Regions from separate parts of the Homo sapiens genome. Here region 2 is linked to region 1. Evidence: chromatin contacts called from ENCODE Hi-C or POLR2A ChIA-PET data. All regions are on one chromosome and are shown on one strand. The core of a region is the stretch at or near the end of the contact, and the rest is flanking DNA. Distances in the headings are between cores, read along the strand shown. Region 1 has its middle 29 kb from the start of NFIL3. Region 2 has its middle 92 kb from the start of NFIL3.

Evidence for each region. A loop is a pair of places that touch in the nucleus more often than their neighbours do. ChIA-PET counts read pairs that join two places held with the same protein, here RNA polymerase II (POLR2A). Pooled maps may share reads with other maps.
Region 2: a loop to region 1 is called in a pooled map, with 3 times the contacts of the local background. The contact joins two enhancer-like sites. A Hi-C loop is called at or near these places in 2 of 50 pooled maps. POLR2A ChIA-PET finds 5 or more read pairs at or near these places in 3 of 52 experiments (OCI-LY7, WTC11 and activated CD8-positive, alpha-beta T cell).

The regions. Positions count from the first base shown.
Region 1 is chr9:91,392,417-91,398,013 of GRCh38, reverse strand. No RefSeq gene overlaps it. Among named protein-coding and RNA genes, the nearest start is that of NFIL3, 29 kb to the left of the region's middle. Within about 2 kb of position 2,038, at least 5 of the 41 ENCODE cell types and tissues checked have a DNase peak (open chromatin) inside an H3K27ac peak, as active enhancers do.
Region 2 is chr9:91,512,665-91,518,629 of GRCh38, reverse strand. No RefSeq gene overlaps it. Among named protein-coding and RNA genes, the nearest start is that of NFIL3, 92 kb to the right of the region's middle. RefSeq lists an enhancer at 2,681-3,880. Within about 2 kb of position 3,474, at least 3 of the 41 ENCODE cell types and tissues checked have a DNase peak (open chromatin) inside an H3K27ac peak, as active enhancers do.

The DNA.
Region 1 (5,597 bases), core at 789-3,288:
GCCAGAAGTTTGAAACCCTATCTCTACTAAAAATACAAAAATTAGCTGGGTGTGGTGGTACACACCTATAATCCCAGCTACTTAGGTGGCTGAAGCACGAGAATTGCTTGAACCCAGGAGGCGGAGGTTGCAGTGAGCCGCTGCACTCCAGCCTGGGTGACAGAGCGAGAACTGTCTCAAAAACAGGAATAAATAAAATAAATATTATTAAAGCTTAATGTATCTCATTTTCAGACAAATAAATATGAAAAATAATTCCAATATTCTCCCTGCATCACAAAGGATAATTTTGTAAACATACTGGGCATCATCCTTGGACCCCAGTAAAGACCACTGCTTTGTATGAGGAGGGATTGGAGGTAGAGGAATGGCAGCTTTTCATATACTTGATCAGCTAATTGGGTTTTTACAAAAAAAAAAAAAGGTAAGGCACATTTTGACATCCCAGTTTAAAGCTTTTAGATGTTTCCAAATGTTAAAAATATACACACATCTCTATTTCTTCTTCTCCCTATTTCTTCTCACCAGCTTGGATTTTAATGGCTAAGATAGCCTTATAGATGGTTTCCAGTTTTGAACTATTTTTGACACCTGCACTATATTTTAAAATTGAGGCTATGTTTGTCTTATAACATGCCTAAGACTTGTTTATTACCTAAAAATGAACAAGGAAAGTCATAGCCTGCCTTAGTGTTCTTCCAGTGGACAGGAAAAAGCTTCTACCACTGAGCAGTTTAATGAGGCAATGGGAAACTACATAAAGTTTGGCTTTGAATCCATCAGGAATTGTGTTGATTCAAGGCACCAGAAAGCTCCTTATAGAATATAAGGCCAAAGAATATAAGATCCCCCTGTATTTTATTTTATTTTATAATTTTTTGAGACGGAGTTTCGCTTGTGTTGCCCAGACTGGAGTGCAATGGTGTGATCTTGGCTCACTGCAACCGCCGCCTCTCAGGTTCAAGCGAATTCTCCTGCCTCAGCATCCTGAGTAGCTGGGATTACAAGCATGTGCCACTACACCAGGCTAATTTTTTTTTTTTTTGTATTTTTAGTAGAGACGGGGTTTCACTATGTTGACCAGGCTGGTCCCGAACTCCTGACCTCAGGCGACCCACTCTCCTAGGCCTCCCAAAGTGCTGGGATTACAGGTGTGAGCTACCGTGCCCGGCCAAGTTCCCCCTTTAAAATTTGTAAATTCTTTCAGGGCTAGCATTCAAATAGGCTTTGAGGGAAAGCAATCACCTATTAAATTCTTTGTGAGAAACATCTCTGGATTAAACTTGAGAGGGATTCCATCTGGTCTCTGACCTTTGAGCTTCTTTATAATTACAACTGACCCCAAAGTCATTGTATTTTGCAGTTTTCTACCTTGGGTTCCAGCAGCCTTCATGATATTTGTAAGATATTAAAATTACCATCTGCTATTGCTTACTATGTCTTAGGCTTCTGATGTGATAAAAGTATTAATTATTTTAAGCAGTACATTTTTAAACTTCTTATCCTCTTTTATGAATGCTCACTAATGAATTCTTATTAAGCCATTAAGGTAAGTATGGTAATTTATTATTACATTTTTTTTCCTATAAAATGGGAACAGCTTGTCTGGATTTGCATCTATAATGGTAACAGTAGCTTCAAGAACATCTGCTTTGGTGTTAACTTCTAATAGGCCTTGCGTGGAGCAATCTGTTCTCCATGTATGGGACCCAGTCATTACTCACGTTCCTGAGAAAAGATGGCACCAAGTCAACTACTGCTGGTTTTATTTGTATTATTTTTAAGTCATTTTATTTTTTGCTGTAGATATCCTGTAATTGAAACATACTACTTACTTATAAGAATTCTACTAAAATTCCACTTCTATACTAGGACTAAAGTATTAAATTAGGAAGAAACATACATAGTACATTCAAATAATGCATATTTCATGAATCTTTGAGGTATTCTTGCCATTTGAGGAATTCCTGAAATGAGTCATAACCCACAGGATACATATCCGCAGAACTTTTGTTTTGTGACTTGCAGCAGCAAGTCGCTTACAACCAGTTTTACACATGTTTGTCTGGTTTAACTTCCTAAAATACAAATGTGGTCAACCCAATCTTCTGATTTCTTACTTTACAGACTAAGCTTTGCTATTCAAAGTGTGGTCCAGGCTCCAGCAGCGAGAATCTGACATGGAATCTTCTAGAAATGCAGACTAGCAGGCCCCTCTCAGAATCAGAATCTGCACTCTAACAAAATCCCCAGGTGATACATCATACTCATTAAAATGTGAGAAGTAAGATCTATAGGAACGGCCCCCAAAAAAGTCTGTCTTGGTGAAACTAGTGAAAAATGAAGAACCACAAAACAGTGAGTTTGTCATAAAGCTAAAGGTATCTAACGTTTTTAGTAGACAAGTATGAAATCTCCCCCTCCCTGCACTGCCACACTCCAATCTCTTTTCCATCCTCAGCGTCCTTGTTCCCACCTTGCACAACTCTGGGCCTCTGCACATGAAGCTTCTTCCATTGGGAATCCCCATCCCTGTCTGACAAACTCCTTTGAATTCTTCAAGACCCACTCAGTTTCTACCACATCTGTAAAGACATTCTCAGTGGTGTCCCTACAATGCCGTACTCATGCTGTGATTATAGTGTTTCTCACATTATATAAAATGTTGTTCATGTGTCTGTCAACACACCTAGACCATGTGCTCCTCAAAAGCAGGACTGTGTCCTCTCCGTCATTGTCTCCTCAACTCCTAAGAAAGACAGACACAAACTAGTTGCTCAATATGTTTGCTGAATGAATGTGACCTATGTGGAAATAAGCACCAGCAGAGACAGTTATTGTGAAATACTCCATTTGATAGGTTGAATGTGGTACATAGAAAGGCTGTCGGTTCAGGAGACCACTTGCTAGAAGACTTTGGTCAAGTCACTTAATCCTTCTGTGCCTCAGTTTCTTCACTTGTAAAATAAGAATACCTGATTTCTCTGAATGCATTGGATTATTCTGAGGGTAAAATGCAAGGAATTATAAAAGAATCTTTAAAAGTTAAAAAGCAGGAACATCAAACACATGGTTAAACATCAATATGAGGCAGTAATCTTTTTTTTAATGTACCATTAGAATGAAGACATACTATATATGAGTATTTGTGGCTCTTTTGGTTTTCTAGAGCTGCTGTAACAAAGTCCCACAGTCTGGAGGCTTAAACAACAAAAAATCTATTTTCTTGTAGTTCTGGAGGCTAGAAGTTTAAGATAAGGTGTTGGCAGGGTTGGCTCCTTCTGAAGCCTCTCTCCTTGGCTTGCAGATAGATGACGTCTTCTCCCTGCATCTTCACATGGTCTTCTGTGTGTGTCTGTGTCCTCTAACTCTCTCTTTTTATAAAGACACCTGTCAGATTGGGTGAAGGCCCACCCTACTGACCTCATTTTAACTCAATTGCCTCTTTAAAGACCCTGTCTCCAAATATAGTCGCATTCTGAAGTACCAGGTGTTAGGACTTCCACTTACAAATTTTGAGGAAGACAATTCAGCTCTTAATAGTGACTTATTTAACTTTACACAATAAGTGTTTGTGGCATTTTAATAAAGGTAAGGTACCTCCTACCTGCTCTATCCATTCCTCAAATCCAGCCGGTTGTTAGGGTTCCCGATTTTTTTTCCAACAGTAGGCCATTCAGAAATGCAAAGCACCATTCAGTTAATAATGGTGCGCCAAGACGGTTCAGACTTGGTAAGTGGGATTTCATTCGAACATGACTCAAGTGGAGAAGGAGGTTTTTACGATATTTTTAACGTTATAAAAATATAAAAGAAATATAATATAGAAGTATAGAAAGAAAAATTTAAAACTTCCCCTTCCCCAATCTGATCCCCCCAAGATGACCAATGTGAAGTGGTTTAATGTGTATTTTTCCATATTAAAAGTGCTTATATATGCAAACCTACACAAAAAACATATGCACATATGGAGTCTCCATATGGAGGCATTTTCACACCCATTTTACTTTTGTCAGTAACCCATCATACTGTCTCAGTTTCATGATGTAATTGCAGTGGAATTACATTTAACAGCTCAAAGTTACATATAATCAACACATTTCGATGGCGGTGGAGGAGGCAAGCAATGTGCCTCTTACTTGCCGGTGAGCCCCAGGGCTCTACTACCTCCTCATGCAGACTTAGTCGGTTGGCCGCCATGATGGTTAATTTTAGGTATCGACTTGACTGGACTTAAAGGACACCCAGATGCTGGTAAAGCATTATTTCCGGGTGTATTTGTAAGAGTGTTTCTGGAAAAGATTACCATTTGAATTGGTAGACTGAGTAAAGAGGGTAGCTCTTCCCAGTGTGAGTGGGCATCATCCAATTTGTTAAGGGCCCACACAGAGCAAAAGGGCAGAGGAGGGGCGAATTTGATCTCTTCCATTTGAGCTAGGACATCCATCTTCTCCTGGCCTCAGACATCAGCACTCTGGGTTCTCCGGCATTTGGACTCCGAGACTGACACCGTCACTTCACTGTTCCTGATTCTCAGGCCTTCAAACTCAAACTGATTTACATCACTGGCTTTCCCGAGTCTCCAGCTTGCAGACAACAAATTGTGGGACTCCTTGGGCCTCCATAATTACGTGAGCCAATTCCTATGCTAAATCAATTCCTCTGTCTTGTGTGTGTGTGTGTGTGTGTGTGTGTGTGTGTGTATAAATCTATACAACCGCACAGTGAACTCTTAACTCACAAGAGTCAACCTCTAAGATGCTGTCCTCTGTTTGTAGCTTTATACTGATTTATTTTCTTTTTTTTTTTTTTGAGAAGGAGCCTTATTCTGTTGCTAGGCTGGAGTGCAGTGGCGCAATCTCAGCTCACTGCAACCTCTGCCTCCCGGGTTCAAGTGATTCTCCTACCTCAGCCTCCTGAGTAGCTTGGATTACAGGAGCCCACCACCACACCCAGCTAATTTTTGTATTTTTAGCAGAGACGGGTTTCACCATGTTGGCTAGGCTGGTCTTGAACTCCTGATCTCAGGTGATCCACTCGCCTCGGCCTGCAGCAAAGTGCTGCAATTACAGGCATGAGTATACTGATTTCTTGAGTCACTTGAAGCACAAGTCTCTCATTTTTAAGAAGCTAAATTTACTTACTACTATGCTTAATTTAAATGTTGTTTTTCTGGCTTTAATAATTTCTTGTCTTCAGAAAATTATCACATATGTTCATATTCCGATGTGATCAAATGCTTGCAACTATTTTTTTGTTTCCTTTTCTAGGCCTTGTGGCCTAGCCCCTTTCCTTTCCATCTCCCTCTGGGGTCTACCTATCTGGGGAAGCATGCATTCTCTGCTCCTCTGTGCCTTGAGTCTTAGGGCACCAGCTCCCCACAAAGATGAGGAAGCAAACAGTTTATCAGCTACAGCAGTTGTCCAGTTCTACCAGTGATCAAGCAAGTAGATCTTATTCTAGAACCTGGTATTGGCAGGCTCATTTGGCCTGCAGATGGAAAGCCATGTTTGCTAATAGTGGTGTTAGTAATAAAAGTAATAGAAGAGAACCTGAGATAACACATAAATGAATGTTGGCTTTGTCTCCCTCCCTAG
Region 2 (5,965 bases), core at 2,225-4,724, 120 kb before region 1:
AGTCTCTGCTCTTTCTTGAACACGCTCCCTTCTGCAGGCCATTCCGCTGGCTTTTCTATTTGCCCTGTGCCTCCTAGATACTCACATTCACTCATTCACCATCTTTAAAGTCTGTTCAAATCTTGTCTTTTCAATATTCCCTTCTCTTTCTATCTTGTATTAAACTGTAATTCTTATTTCTTAAGCTTACTATTTTTGTTTGTTTCTCTCTACTTGAATATATGCTCCAAAGGGCAGGATTCTTTGTCAGTTTTGTTCACTGATGTATCCCAGGTGCTGAAAACCCAAAACTGTGCCTGGAATATGGCAAATACTTGTTGAATGAATGAACATAGTAACTGAAAATGTACCATGAAAAGAAACATTGAGTTACTTAATGGCACCTGGTGCCTAGGATGCAAGGATCTCTCCAAATACGTCTGTCTGTCTAAATTCTAAGGGGTCACACAGACACTGGGCTTCTTGGATGAACACAGGCAAAGTTGGAAGGCAAAAAGAAAAGGGACAATAAATTATTTTCATGTATACCTGACCCCTGTAAAGTTCAGGAATACCACTGTTTGATTTATTGTGCTCTTGGGAACTGGCAGTACTAGAATTTCTTTTGTTATCTAGCTAGTATCTGGTGTAGGAAAGAAACACCTCTCCCCCTGAAGGCTCTGATGATCATCTCCCTAGGCCTTTTCACTGTCACTCCCAGGAAGGGCGCTTGTCATCCTAGACAGGAAGGCCTGGACACCTTGAAGTGGTGGTCCGGAGTTGGTTCCTTCCTGGTGGGTTCATGGTCTCAGCCGTGGACCTTCATAGTAAGTGTTACAGCTTTTAAAGATGGCACAGACCCAAAGAGTGAGCAGCAGCAAGATTTATTGTGAAGAGCAAAAGAACAAAGCTTCCACAACCAGTGGAAGAGGAACTGAACGGTCCCGCAGCTGGTTGCTGCTGGCTGGGGTGGCCAGCTTTTATTCCCTTATTTGTCCCTGCCCATGTCCTGCTGACTTGTCCATTTTACACAGTGCTGATTGGTCCATTTTACAGAGTGCTGATTGGTCCATTTTACAGAACGCTGATTGGTGCATTTTACAAACCTCTAGCTAGCTACAGAGCGCTGATTGGTGCATTTTTACAGAGTGCAGATTGGTGCATTTTACAATCCTCTTGTAAGACAGAAAAGATCTCCAAGTCCCCACTCCACCCAGGAAGTCCAGCTGGCTTCACCTCTCAGTGGGACTTGCTTCCTTCTTCCTCACCAGCTTCCAGCTTTGAACAACAGCCTGATTAACCACCACACTATCAGAGCTGGTAAGAGCGCAGAGTGGGCACATTGTGCCCCATGCCTGGCACGTGCTTGCACAGCAGCCAGCATCCTCTATCTGTTCACTCTCTACTTTTGTTTCTGGGAAACTTGAATATGAAATCTTCTAGCACTTTATAAACCACTGGTGTGAATAATTTTTTCTTGAAAAGCAAATGAACTGTTTCATTTTTCACAGCTCAACTCTGAAGCTACCAGCAATCAATCATTGTCCAATATAAAAGGTGAAGAAACAAAAGACAGGCCAAAGAAAAGGGTTTTATTTTAACTTCTTATTTTGAAATGAGTATAGACTCATAAGAAGATCAAAAAGCAGAACAGAAAAGGCCTGGGTACACTTTCCCAGCGTCCTCCAATGGCGGCAACTTGCATAACTCGAGTACATGATCAAACCAGGAAACTGACACTGGCACAATATCATCCCAGGCTGGTTTTTACATGCACTTGGCAAAAGAAAATTTTCAACGTTAAATCGGCAAATTCTAGGAAATACTTGATTTAAGTTTTATACTTCAATTTTTGGGATATCCATGATTTAATTAAGTGATAAGAGAGGATTGAATAAAGCCATGCCATATTTCCATAGAAATAGGTGTATTAATGTCCTGCTGTTACCATGGCAAATTACCACAAACCTGGTGGCTTAAGGCAACAGAAATGGGCTGGGCACGGTGGCTCATGCCTGTAATCCCAGCACTTCGGGAGGCTGAGGCTGGCTGATCACTTGAGGTCAGGAGTTCAAGACCAGCCTGGCCAACATGGTGAAATCGGTCTCTACTAAAAATACAAAAATTAGCCCAGCATGGTGGCGGGCATCTGTAATCCCAGCTACTCAGGAGGCTGAGGCAGGAGAATCACTTGAACTGGGGAGGCAGAGGTTGCAGTGAGCTGAGATTGCGCCACTGCACTCCAGCCTGGGTGACAGAGTGAAGCTCCATTTCAAAAAAAAAAAACAAAAAAAAACAGAAATGTATTCTCTCACAGTTCAGGAGGTCAGAAGTTCAGTATCAGTTTCAGTAGGCTGAAATCAAGGTTTCCCTGCCAATTTGCAGTGCTGCTTGCATTCCTTTGCTTGTGGCCAGATCACTGCAGTCTCCACCTCTGTCTTCACATGGCCTTCTCTTCTGCGTGTGTCATCTCCCCGTCTTTTACCGACACTTGTGATGGCATTTACAGCCCATCCAGATAATCCAGGATAACCTCCTCATGTCAAGATTCTTAACCACATCTGCCAAGACCCTTTTTCTTTATAAGGTAACATTTACTGGTTCCAGGGACTAGGACCTGATATCTTTGGGTGGCCGTCCACCTACTATGTAAGGTAAATTCAGGGATTGAATAAGGAAAGACTGTCACCTATGCAGCTGGAGGTTCATCATTGGAACATGCTTTCACTTTAGTGGAAACAGAAAGATTCTCTAATTCCTTAGAACCAAAAGCTTTGGGCTCTTCTTTAGTTCACATTGTACTAATTTGTGATTGCTTTAAAATCCAGAACTGGGTAAGATTTTTCCCACTTTAACCCCAATTCTTTTTACACGTTTTGCCAATGGGTTTGAAAGACGTAATGGAATTGACTACCCTTTCATAAAATGAAATTGTAGTTTTCATAAAACTCATAGTTTGCATTTCTGAAAAAAGAGAAAAGAGAAGTAGTTTTCTTTTGGGGGGCCAAAATAGCTGTTTCTTAATTTATAAACCAGGCATTGAGTCTGATTTGAGTCACTGTCTTTTTTCTTCCTATGTAAGTGGACATTTTAATAGTGAAAGTCCAGAAAACGACTGTGGCGTGGGCTGATTCTGAGCTGGCATTTAGCTGCTTGATAAGACGAAAGGAAGGAGGCGCGTAAATGAGTGCTTGATTACTCTCTGCCGCCTGCAGCTCCTCCCCCGCCATCCACTGTGAATCATGTTGCAGCAACAGCACATGCCAGACAAAGACACTGAAGTCTATGACATCGCTTGCAAAGAAGTTGTATTAAATGTCCTCAGTGAAATGACTTCAGAAAGTTCTCATTATGTCAACCAATCTTCACCTCACAAAATGAGAGCTGGGGTCAGAGAGAAACAAAGAATGTTTTTGTGGCACACTGCAACCAACGCAGAGTTTATGTGGCAGATGTTCATCCAGCCACGCAATGCAGATGACTTCATACGTGGGGGAGTCTGCTTACCATTGCATCGGCTGCTTCTCCCCCAGAACTACATCATCACCACTTCTTGAAGGCAGTTTTTATGAGCAATGGAGAACACTATGAACATAGCTGGGACCAGTGTGTTTTTAACTAGTTTTGTGTCTCTGAAGCAATCCCAAACTAACCTTTTTTTCTTTTTCATATCTAATTTTCTAACTCATGATTTAAAAAATGATGTCTGTGTTTAAATGCTTTAAGTACCTTTTTTTCATGCTTTCAGTACCTTTCTCTTTATTCTGTATCTCTTGTGATTTGGGTTGCTAATATCTTACTAATTAACATATTTTAAATATACAGCTATGTGGTTAAGGTGTTAAATTGGATTTTTTTAAAAGAATAAGATGTAGGCTGGGCACGGTGGCTCATACCTGTAATTCCAGCACTTTGGGAGGCCGAGGCGAGTGGATCACTTGAGCTCAGGAGTTCAAGACCAGCTTGGACAATGTGGCGAAAACTTGTCTCTACCAAAAATACAAAAAAAAAAAAAAAATTAGCCCAGCATGGTGGTGCACACTTTTGGTTCCAGCTACTTTGGAGACTGAGGTTGGAGGATTGCTTGAGCCCTGGATGCAGAGGTTGCAGTGAGCCAAGAATGCACCACTGCACTCTAGCCTGGGTGACAGAGTGAGATCCTGTCTCAAAGAAAAAAAAAATTATTTTAGAATTCTAATCCAGATTCACTTCCTTCCCCAATGGCCAACTGAAAATGACAAAAAGAATGAGCAATAGAGAAGAAACCAATTTCCTTGAAAATACATGCAAAACCATAGGTTAAAAATAATAACTGCAAAAGACAATACATTTTGGATCACACTGGGACATAACACCAAGAAGCATATGCAACCCCACAGGTCATTTCCAGCTGACAGTTTCCCATAAAAGGGTAGCACAGCCCTAAGGGGTGCAATCAAGGGTCCTGGCTAGGGTGTCCACACCTGGCATTTTGGATGAGCCAGGCGGGGGGGAGATCATCAAGATGCCTAGAATTTCTGCAAAGCATGTGGCAGTCAGCTTAGTATGAGCTGCTCTATTACCCCAAATATACTCGAACATCCAGGCTTTGCTACAAACCACATGGGCCTGCTTTCCTTGGAATGGCCCATTGAGATTAGTGAGCAGACACTGGGTCCTTGCACAGAGGACACTGCATCCATGAGAAAGTCCTTCCAGAACCCCTGAGTTCAGGAGACCGCCCCACCTCAATCTGTCCCTTCCCCACACAGCTCTTAGCAAATCCTCATTAACATGAACAATAATTCCCCAAAAAGAGAACAATGACAACAAACAAAGACAGAGGAATAATATACATCAGAAGTAAAAGAAAATGTGAATTAACATTTCTCCATGAACTCACGGAAATCAAAGGAAGCATAATCACAGTGAAGTAAGAACTCAGAGGAGATCTGTAAGACATCAAAGAAGAGACAATAATATAACAGAAGAAGATTTAAAGTAAGCTGTGAAAGCTTAGGAAAGAATGAGAAAGCAGGATGGAGACAGTCCAGACAGTACAGAAACAAAGGCCTTTGCAGTGCAGCCGTCCGATGCTGGCTCCCCAGGAAATAGACCCAGGATGGAGATGAGCTTCAAGACTTAGGAGGAGTGCTCTTGGGATTAACAACCATGGAAGGGGAGGGGACCAGCATGGGTGGCAGAGGAAGAAGTGGAACTTTGACGCAGTTCTGTGTTGAGTTTGGGTCTTCTAAGAAGCAGATGCCAAGAGATTAGACATAAAAAGAGAGTTATTGGGGAAATAACTAACTCAAATAACCGTCTCTTATTCAACCTTCTGCTCTGGCTCCCTTGACCAAGCACCCTCCAATTCCTTATATAGGTGCATTCTTATAGCTCCAGGCAGCATCTGCTGCTAGATCCTCTGGTTTCTTTAGGGTACAGTTGCCTTCCTCCCCTTTCAGGCCCAACAGTTCCAGGCTGGTTTGTGTTGTGATTTAACCTACTTACTGGTCTGGTATCCAGGAAGGGAGGTAGAGGCAGATCCTGAGGAAGGCACAGGTATCGGGAGGAGAGGACCCTAAGTCATCTTCAACAAAGGGTAGGCAGGACCGAGGTTCCTGTGTGCAAGCTCAGAGGTTCAGGGGAATCTGGAGATTTGATATTTTAGGAAGCATTAATCCAGATGTCCCCATCCTCTATGCTGGGTCCCGTTCTTTCCCAGCCATGGCCTCACCTTGACATAACAGTGTCACCTTGGTGGGAATCCACCTCATTTGGAGCTCTGCCACTCTCAAGGGAGGTCTGACCCTGGCACTCAACCCTCCCTTCCTTTTCAGTGCAGGAGGTGAGAATTTCTCTATTCATGACCAAAGAAGGCTTCTGCATTCATTCTTAGCTGTTAGTTGCTAATTGATTATCCCAGCTTTTTTATTTTCTTTCCCAAAGGTCAATCAAGTTTAGCAATAGCCAACCAATCCCCTTTTCGTTATGGTTAGTATTTCCC